Regions from separate parts of the Mus musculus genome. Here regions 1 and 3 are each linked to region 2. Evidence: chromatin loops called from intact Hi-C (ENCODE). Cell type or tissue: heart. All regions are shown on one strand.

Evidence for each region. A loop is a pair of places that touch in the nucleus more often than their neighbours do. Peaks named below come from ENCODE experiments on the same cell type or tissue, not always from the same donor. Only the 100,000 strongest peaks of a DNase experiment are listed, where the experiment ranks them.
Region 1: it touches region 2 in a loop (2.5-fold over the local background); 2 of 42 quality-filtered maps call a loop at or near these places.
Region 3: it touches region 2 in a loop (6-fold over the local background); 8 of 42 quality-filtered maps call a loop at or near these places.

Annotation. Positions count from the first base shown.
Region 1 is chr16:33,305,693-33,308,192 of GRCm38, reverse strand. No RefSeq gene overlaps it. Among named protein-coding and RNA genes, the nearest start is that of Snx4, 55 kb to the right of the region's middle. In heart, a CTCF peak has its summit at 1,451 (motif pointing left); a DNase peak (open chromatin) is centred at 1,472.
Region 2 is chr16:33,559,358-33,561,857 of GRCm38, reverse strand. All of the region lies in intron 4 of Slc12a8 (solute carrier family 12 (potassium/chloride transporters), member 8), which reads right to left. Among named protein-coding and RNA genes, the nearest start is that of Slc12a8, 42 kb to the right of the region's middle. In heart, a CTCF peak has its summit at 1,452; DNase peaks (open chromatin) are centred at 397 and 1,367; H3K4me3 peaks cover 570 bases; H3K27ac peaks cover 1,592 bases.
Region 3 is chr16:33,796,980-33,799,479 of GRCm38, reverse strand. It overlaps Muc13 (mucin 13, epithelial transmembrane), which reads right to left. Exons shown (of 12, transcript NM_001382834.1): 2 at 1-547. Among named protein-coding and RNA genes, the nearest start is that of Gm15658, 2.1 kb to the right of the region's middle. In heart, a CTCF peak has its summit at 1,365 (motif pointing right); no DNase peak of the experiment used is centred here.

The sequences.
Region 1 (2,500 bases), 250 kb after region 2:
CACTTGTGGACCACTAGGCCATATTTGACTTGTGCTGGCAGCTGCAGGGAGGAGCAGCCTCCAGCTTTACAGTGATGTCTGGGGCCTGAAGCTTCTCCTCTGGCTGTGGAGTAGACAGACAAGCACGATGAGACCGGCACCTGCCAGTGACCAACCCATGCTGTGAGTTCAAAGATCTCTGTCCGCAAAACACTGAGTGTGGGGCCGGGCTGCTCGTAGGCTGACCATGTGAAGAGAGATGTCTGTGTGCCAGTCCCAAGTACCCTGTCCTCGAGGCTTGAGTGGGTATGGTCTGGCTCCGTGCCAACTGCTTTGTCAGCAGAGGCAAGCAGAAAAACAACCTTTTAAGTCCTTCATGATGTGTGTGTGTTGAAGAATATATGGTGAATCTTGGTTTCTTAAAAAAAAAAAAAACCCAGTTATGCTATGTGCATGTTTTTGTTTTAATCTCAGGTGTGGGATAGAGGTTCCTTTAGTTTGTCCACAGCTGCTGTGATTTTTTTTTCATATTCTAGGAGGGGTGTGATCTTTGCCAGCTAAAAAATTGTTTATATTTGGAATTCTGGCGACTCTTGAGAGGGTATAAATGCGAGAGCCCTGAGCACGCGTGTGGAGGCTGCTTCTGGTTCCTCCTGCTTCCTCCTGGGCTCTGCTGCACTTGCTATTGCTGGATTGCTGGTTGGAGATGTCCTGAAGATAGAGATTGGATTTGCCACGGAACCCAATGCCCCTAGTCAGCAGGAAGTAGTATAAAGAGGTCTATACCTTTCCCTTCTAAACCTCTTTCTTACCTAGTGTTGCGGTGGGAGGATGGAAGGCATTAAGGTGGAATAAGGACTGGAAGTGTGGTAGGTATAAGAACCCAATAAAATAACAACAACAAAAATATCCAAGACAAAAACACAAGGACATACTATACCATCTTTCTAATCTAAAAGTGTGAAAACTTCTCATCTCTTCATTCTCCCAAGTGGAGTGTGTATTTCTCTTTTTGAAATAGTTTTTGGAGGCATTCGGGTATATTCCCAGCCTGGACAACATGACAAATCCTATTCTCAGAAGGACTGGGTTAGGATGTGTGGCTCAGTGGTAGAGCACCTGGATTCTCCCTGGAAGCCCTCCTTAGAGGACAGGCAAGCTCAACTCCCCCTCAAAAGGCTTCACTGCGTAGGACAGTGAGGTATCATCCAAGCCTGGTGAGTCCCCAGAAGACAGTCTCCTCTGAGTAATTACATTGCCAAAATGTAGGTAGAAAGGTCCAAGTTTAAAGGTCTGTTTACTTTATTGCCCTTTTACCACATGGACTGTGCCTGCTTGGTTAATGTTTATTTTGTTGAATAATCTAGTTTTAGTCACATCAATAAAAGTCCGTGCTACTTTTATAAAACAAAAACCAGTTTCAACCAGAGGTTTCTCCTGGGTCCGTTAGCTTTGCTGCCACCTAGTGGCACACTCCTAGAGTGCAGGGCTGGCCATATGGGACAGCCACCAGAGTTCCTTCCCTGGGCTAGAGTTCAGGGACTGCCTATAAGTGAGGTAGCCAGCCTGACCGAGGTTTACTCTAAATTCTAATTTCTACATACTAAAATAGAAAGTTCTCTATATGGGGGCAGGAGATTGTCACAATCAAAAGAACCAATGACCATCAAATGCCTAGTGTCCTGTAATTATTCAATGTCTTGGTGGAGAACTTGCTCTCACGGAGTGGTTTCCAACTGTTTATTATTATTAAGTATTATTATTAGTCTGTTTATTTAATGTGCATTGGTGTTTTATGTGCATGTATGTTGGCATAAGGGTGTCAGATCTTCTGGAACTGGAGTTATAGACAGTTATAAGCTGCCACATGGGTGCTCAGAGTTGAACTCATGTCCTCTGGAAGAGCAACCAGTGCTCTTTACTGTCGAGCCATCTCTCCAGCCCCTCCCAGATGTTTTTTTATAGATTCCTGGTCTCATGGTTTCTGTCACTGACCCCAGTGATATTACAGACAGGCACTACATTGTCAGGCACAACCTAAGTCTACGTTGGTCAGGCACTGTGGACCAGAGGTGAGAGAGAGAGCCCGATCAGGAGGGGTGTGGGTAAATCTAGCAAGTGATATTTAACAAATAAAGAGAAAGTCAGCCAGGAGCCCAAGGACTGGGAGAGGGCTGCCTGGATGGCGGCACAAGGGGGCACTAAGTCAAAAACACTGCAAGATTTTAAGAATGAATGACTCAGCAGAAGACAGCTGAAGATTCCAATTTTATAAATCTATAAATGAATTGAGCATGGTGGCACACATCTGTAATGCTTGTAAACTTGAAGGCTGAGATGGGAAGACTTGGAGTTTGCTAACCTGGGCTACACAAGATGCTGACAAAAATAAGGGGTGCAGAGGTAGTTGTCGCTAATGCGCTTGCCACACAGACACAAGGGCCAAAGAATCCACCCCAAAAGCTGGGCACACTGAGGATCCCATCCCATCACTGAGGAGGAAGTAACCGGTGAACCCCAG
Region 2 (2,500 bases):
GGGACTGCCCTCGGGCTCAATGCAGAGGACCAGTGTGGAGCCACCTGCTGTATCACCCCGCCTTCCAGGAAGAAGGCAGCTGCTGGAGAACCCAGGGGTGAGAGGCAGGCTACGTGGGGAGTGACCTCGGTGGCCTGACAATAAACCTGCCGGACTTTGGACCTGAATCTAGCACTTGTTGGCTGAGCTTGTCCGAGATCTCAGTTCCTAGTGGCACTGGGAGAGCATGTCTTTGTCACCACCCTGCCTGGTGTTGTTCACAGGCTTCTATTTCATCTCTTGTTTACCCCTCTAGGGGCTTGGCTCTGACCATCTGACCCCCACAAGAGAAGGCTGGCTGAGAACTCAGGCTCTCAGACCCTCTTGATCTGAAAGAATGGAAGCAGTATAGAGACCCTACCTCTACCTGATGGCACATGGCGCCTCTGAGGTCATACTAGCCAAGCCACTTACTACACAATCTAGGAAAATTGGACCAGCTCTTTGGAGTCTCCACTCCCTTGTCTATAAAGTGGGCATTGTTACCTCACGGCCCCCACTAGGTGTTTCAAGGGTGACTAGGATAATACATATAGAGTGTCCCTCTCCCCGGTTCCTCAAATACGTACATATGTACACACACACACAGCAAAGATCTGTGAGTTCAAGCCTTGGCTGAGCACCAGTCAAGTGAGAGGTTTGGAACAAAGATGGGCGCTATGCTCTCAGCACACTCCAGACCAATGGGTTAGGGGACTTTCTATCCCCAGGTTTCTGGGAGCAGAACACTGGGACCCATAGTCTTTGTCCCACACTACACCTCACTGCCCATCTCTGAAGAAGGCCATGCGGAAGCCTGTAGGAGCAGAGGACACCGGGCAGGGATCCCCAACCCCATGCAGTTTGAAAATACAGGTGGACAGAGGTCTAGCATTGAACCAGAGCTTAGGGTGTTCCCTGCTTCCCTCGGACTCTGCCAGCACTGCTAGGGGCAGGCAGGGCCATGGGGACCAAGGCTGGAATGAAAGTCAGGCCCTCATTGAAATAGTTCTCTGCCTACTCCCAGACTTTGCCTCTCTCTGCTGGACCAGCTGGGAGCTAGCTGCACAGCGGCGCTCTCAGAACCAACGTCCCCTCTCCCGGCTGCTGTTTCGGCATCTCTCAAGTAACCCTGCCCAGCCCTGTCCAGTGTCACTTGAGAGTGTGTGCATGACAGTCCTTGGTGAACAAAAACATAAACACCAGCTCTGGAGAAGCAATCCACACACAGGAGTGGGTGTTTCCTCCTAGGACTGTGGAAGGGAGAAGGGCTGAGTGAGCTGCCCTGGGGCGAGGTATCCTGCCCAGAGGTCCCGAGAGAACACAGACTGCAACTCCACACAGAGGCCACGGAGGGCACTGCAAGGCCGGCCCTCCAGGCAGGCCTTGCCCCACAGCCTGGAAACCACTTGGAGACAAAGCCTGCAGCGTTGGTGTCCACCACAAGGGGCAGGAGCTGGTTGGGAAGGTAATGCCACAGTGGTAACCTGGCCCCTGTTCCCGTTCCAGGACTGAAGCAGGGTGCTAAAAATGGGGTGCAAGACAGGGGTCTCACAGTAAGGGCATGGAGGCCTCCCTTATGGCGGCTACAGACTAGCCGACCGCTCCTGCAGGGACAAAAAAGGCCATGCAGTCTGGCTACCTTTCCTCGTGGGCTCTCTCCATGCAAATATGTACTGCCTGTCTCTGTAAGCCAGTGCTGAGCAATTCTGAAAGATCCAAGCCTTGTCCTTCTTAGCCACCATGTGGGCTGACTTCACACTCCAGAGGAGCAGCCAGAATGTTCGTGTTCACCCTGCTCCACAGGACAGAGCTCACGTATATACTATAAACCTAGGCAAAAGTCCATGCCTTAGGGCATAGGCCTTACACAGGAACCTAAGTCTGATAACTCAGATTTTTGCCTCTCTGCTAGACCAGCAAGGGGCTGACCGCAGAAGCCTGGGTTCCTAGAAATTACTCCTCTCTCCAGACTGCTGCTTCTGCGTCTCTGAGGTGGGAAGCAACCCTGCCCAGCATCTGTCACAGTGTGGTTTTGCTAAGTGGACATATTGTCAGGCTTCTTTCTAAATAGTGACACATATAGACCAGTGCTCCCTGTAATCTTGGTCAGAGACGCATAACTGGTCAAAGAGACTGAACTGATGACTGAGTGAGTCCTCGGTTCTAAATGGGACAGCTATGTGACCTCCATCCCACCCTCAAGGCTGAGACACCATCTCAGATGAGGCAGAAAGAATTGAAGGCCCCAGGTGTGGGGAGGAGCACTGTGGGTGGGGAGGAGCACTGTGAGTGTGGAGGAGCACTGTGGGTGGGGAGGAGCACTGTGAGTGTGGAGGAGCACTGTGGGTGGGGAGGAGCACTGTGAGTGTGGAGGAGCACTGTGAGTGTAGAGGAGTACTGTGGGTGGGGAGGAGCACTGTGGGCACTGTCCTCTGGACATGCCACGATCAATACACTCGGGAACCCACAGCAGCTATGG
Region 3 (2,500 bases), 240 kb before region 2:
GTGGTGGGAGGACTGGCGCCACCAGAAGACGATGTTGTAGTAGAGACCTGAGATGAACTACCTGGAGATTGACTCTGTACCGTGGTGGGAGGACTGGCGCCACCAGAAGACGATGTTGTAGTAGAGGCCTGAGATGAACTACCTGGAGATTGACTCTGTACCGTGGTGGGAGGACTGGCGCCACCAGAAGACGATGTTGTAGTAGAGGCCTGAGATGAACTACCTGGAGATTGACTCTGTACCGTGGTGGGAGGACTGGCGCCACCAGAAGACGATGTTGTAGTAGAGGCCTGAGATGAACTACCTGGAGATTGACTCTGTACCGTGGTGGGAGGACTGGCGCCACCAGAAGACGATGTTGTAGTAGAGGCCTGAGATGAACTACCTGGAGATTGACTCTGTACCGTGGTGGGAGGACTGGCGCCACCAGAAGACGATGTTGTAGTAGAGGCCTGAGATGAACTACCTGGAGATTGACTTTGTACTGTGGTGGGAGGACTGGTGCCACCAGAAGACGATGTTGTACTAGAGGCCTGAGATGAACTACCTGTAGACAGAGTCCCACGGTGGGAGGATTAGTGCCGCGAGTCACCATGGAAGAGCTGGCGACACTAGGAAACAGATTTGTCTCAGGAGGCTGAGGTGAATTCCCTTTGGTCTGAATTGTCCCAGACTTCTTGTCAGACTTGGTTGTCACAGAGGACAGAATTGAACTATCTCTGGTCTCATTGGCTACATTCTCAGGCAGATTGTTAACAATACTTGAGGCAGAGGCTGTTGTGATTTTGGTTAAGGGAACAAGGTAGCCAAATGTCAGAGGACAGAGTGTTAGATAAATAATAGCAATTACTGTCCATTCTAACCAAAACTCATCTTGGATTTTCTGGGGGAAATGAATATACTTGATTATGTTAAAAGTGGCTCCTTCTCAGCATAACAAAATTAAAAAAAAAACAGACAAAAAATGGAAAATATTATTGAAAACTACCACACCTAACATAGCTTAATTATACCTGTGGAGAGCTAGCTGAGTGTAGAGTTGTGGTGATAACATTCATGAAGAGTATCAAGTCGGGAGTGGTGGTATATGTCTGTGGAGGCAAGCCTGGGCTACATGAGGCCATGTTGCAAAACTGAGAACGGAAACAACAAAACCATTGAGATCAGTATCCGAACTTTGGCGACAGAGACAAGAGGCTCAGGACACCCTTTGCTCCCTATCAAGTTCAAAGCTAGCCTGAGCTACAGGACACTCTATCTCAATTTACAAAAGAAGACATTAATACCAAGAAATAGCAATTTATATCTATATTTGGAAAACGGTTTAATAAATTCCCAGGACATTCAGAGGAAGACAATTGAAAGTGCCACAAGATGGCGCTGTTACCACCAGGCAGTGCCTTCTTTCTACATTCCAGGGAAACAGACCAGATTGTCCACATTGGGGCAGTTTTCTATGTTGAAGGGAACCTGAGAAGTTGGTTTTAAGAGAATAATCTCGGGGGCTGGTGAGATGGCTCAGTGGGTAAGAGCACCCGACTGTTCTTCCGAAGGTCCAGAGTTCAAATCCCAGCAACCACATGGTGGCTCACAACCATCTGTAACAAGATCTGACTCCCTCTTCTGGAGTGTCTGAAGACAGCTACAGTGTACTTACATATAATAAATAAATAAATCTTAAAAAAAAAAAAAGAGAGAATAATCTCGTAGAAACAACTCACTAAGCCAGGCAGTGGTGGCGCACGCCTGTAATCCCAGCACTTGGGAGGCAGAGGCAGGCGGATTTCTGAGTTCGAGGCTAGCCTGGTCTACAAAGTGAGTAAAAAAAAAGATATCTTCTTTTGTAAATTGAGATAGTCTCCTGTAGCTCAGGCTAGCTTTGAACTTGATAGATAGCAAAGGATGTCCTGAGCCTCTTGTTGCTGGACACTTCACCGAGTGCTGATTATAGTTCTTCCACATTTTGGTTTGGTTTTTTTGAGACAGGTCTTGCTATGCAGTGTAGTTGGCCTGAAATTCCCAATCTTTCTGAGTGCTGGACCAGTGTGTTTGTTTGTTTGTGTTGTTATTGTTGTTGTTTCCTGGTACACATTTCTCTAGATACATCTGCTTTGAGATAATAAGACAAATAAATGGTCCATGTCCTAAAGACTGTGATAGACATCAAAGCTGTATTTACCGCTTTCCTAGAACTCTCTAGGAAGCTTGGAAGACTACCTTTTAGTCGCCCACTTAGTGACCCATTTCTTGGGACTCCTCTTGTCTCTAAGAACTCTGACATTGACAACAGATTATACAAATTATTAAATGAAAACCTTTGTAGAGAGGAAGCCATTCATAAGCCCTATGATATAGGATGCTAATGTTCACTATGATTCCCCCAGGGACCATAAGATGCTCCAGGCAAGGCCCAGTTCTTCACCTTGGACAGGGCTTGGCTACTAGTAACTAGAAGAGACAAAGAGATAAGCAATTGTTTTTCCATCACCAAGAAAATCGT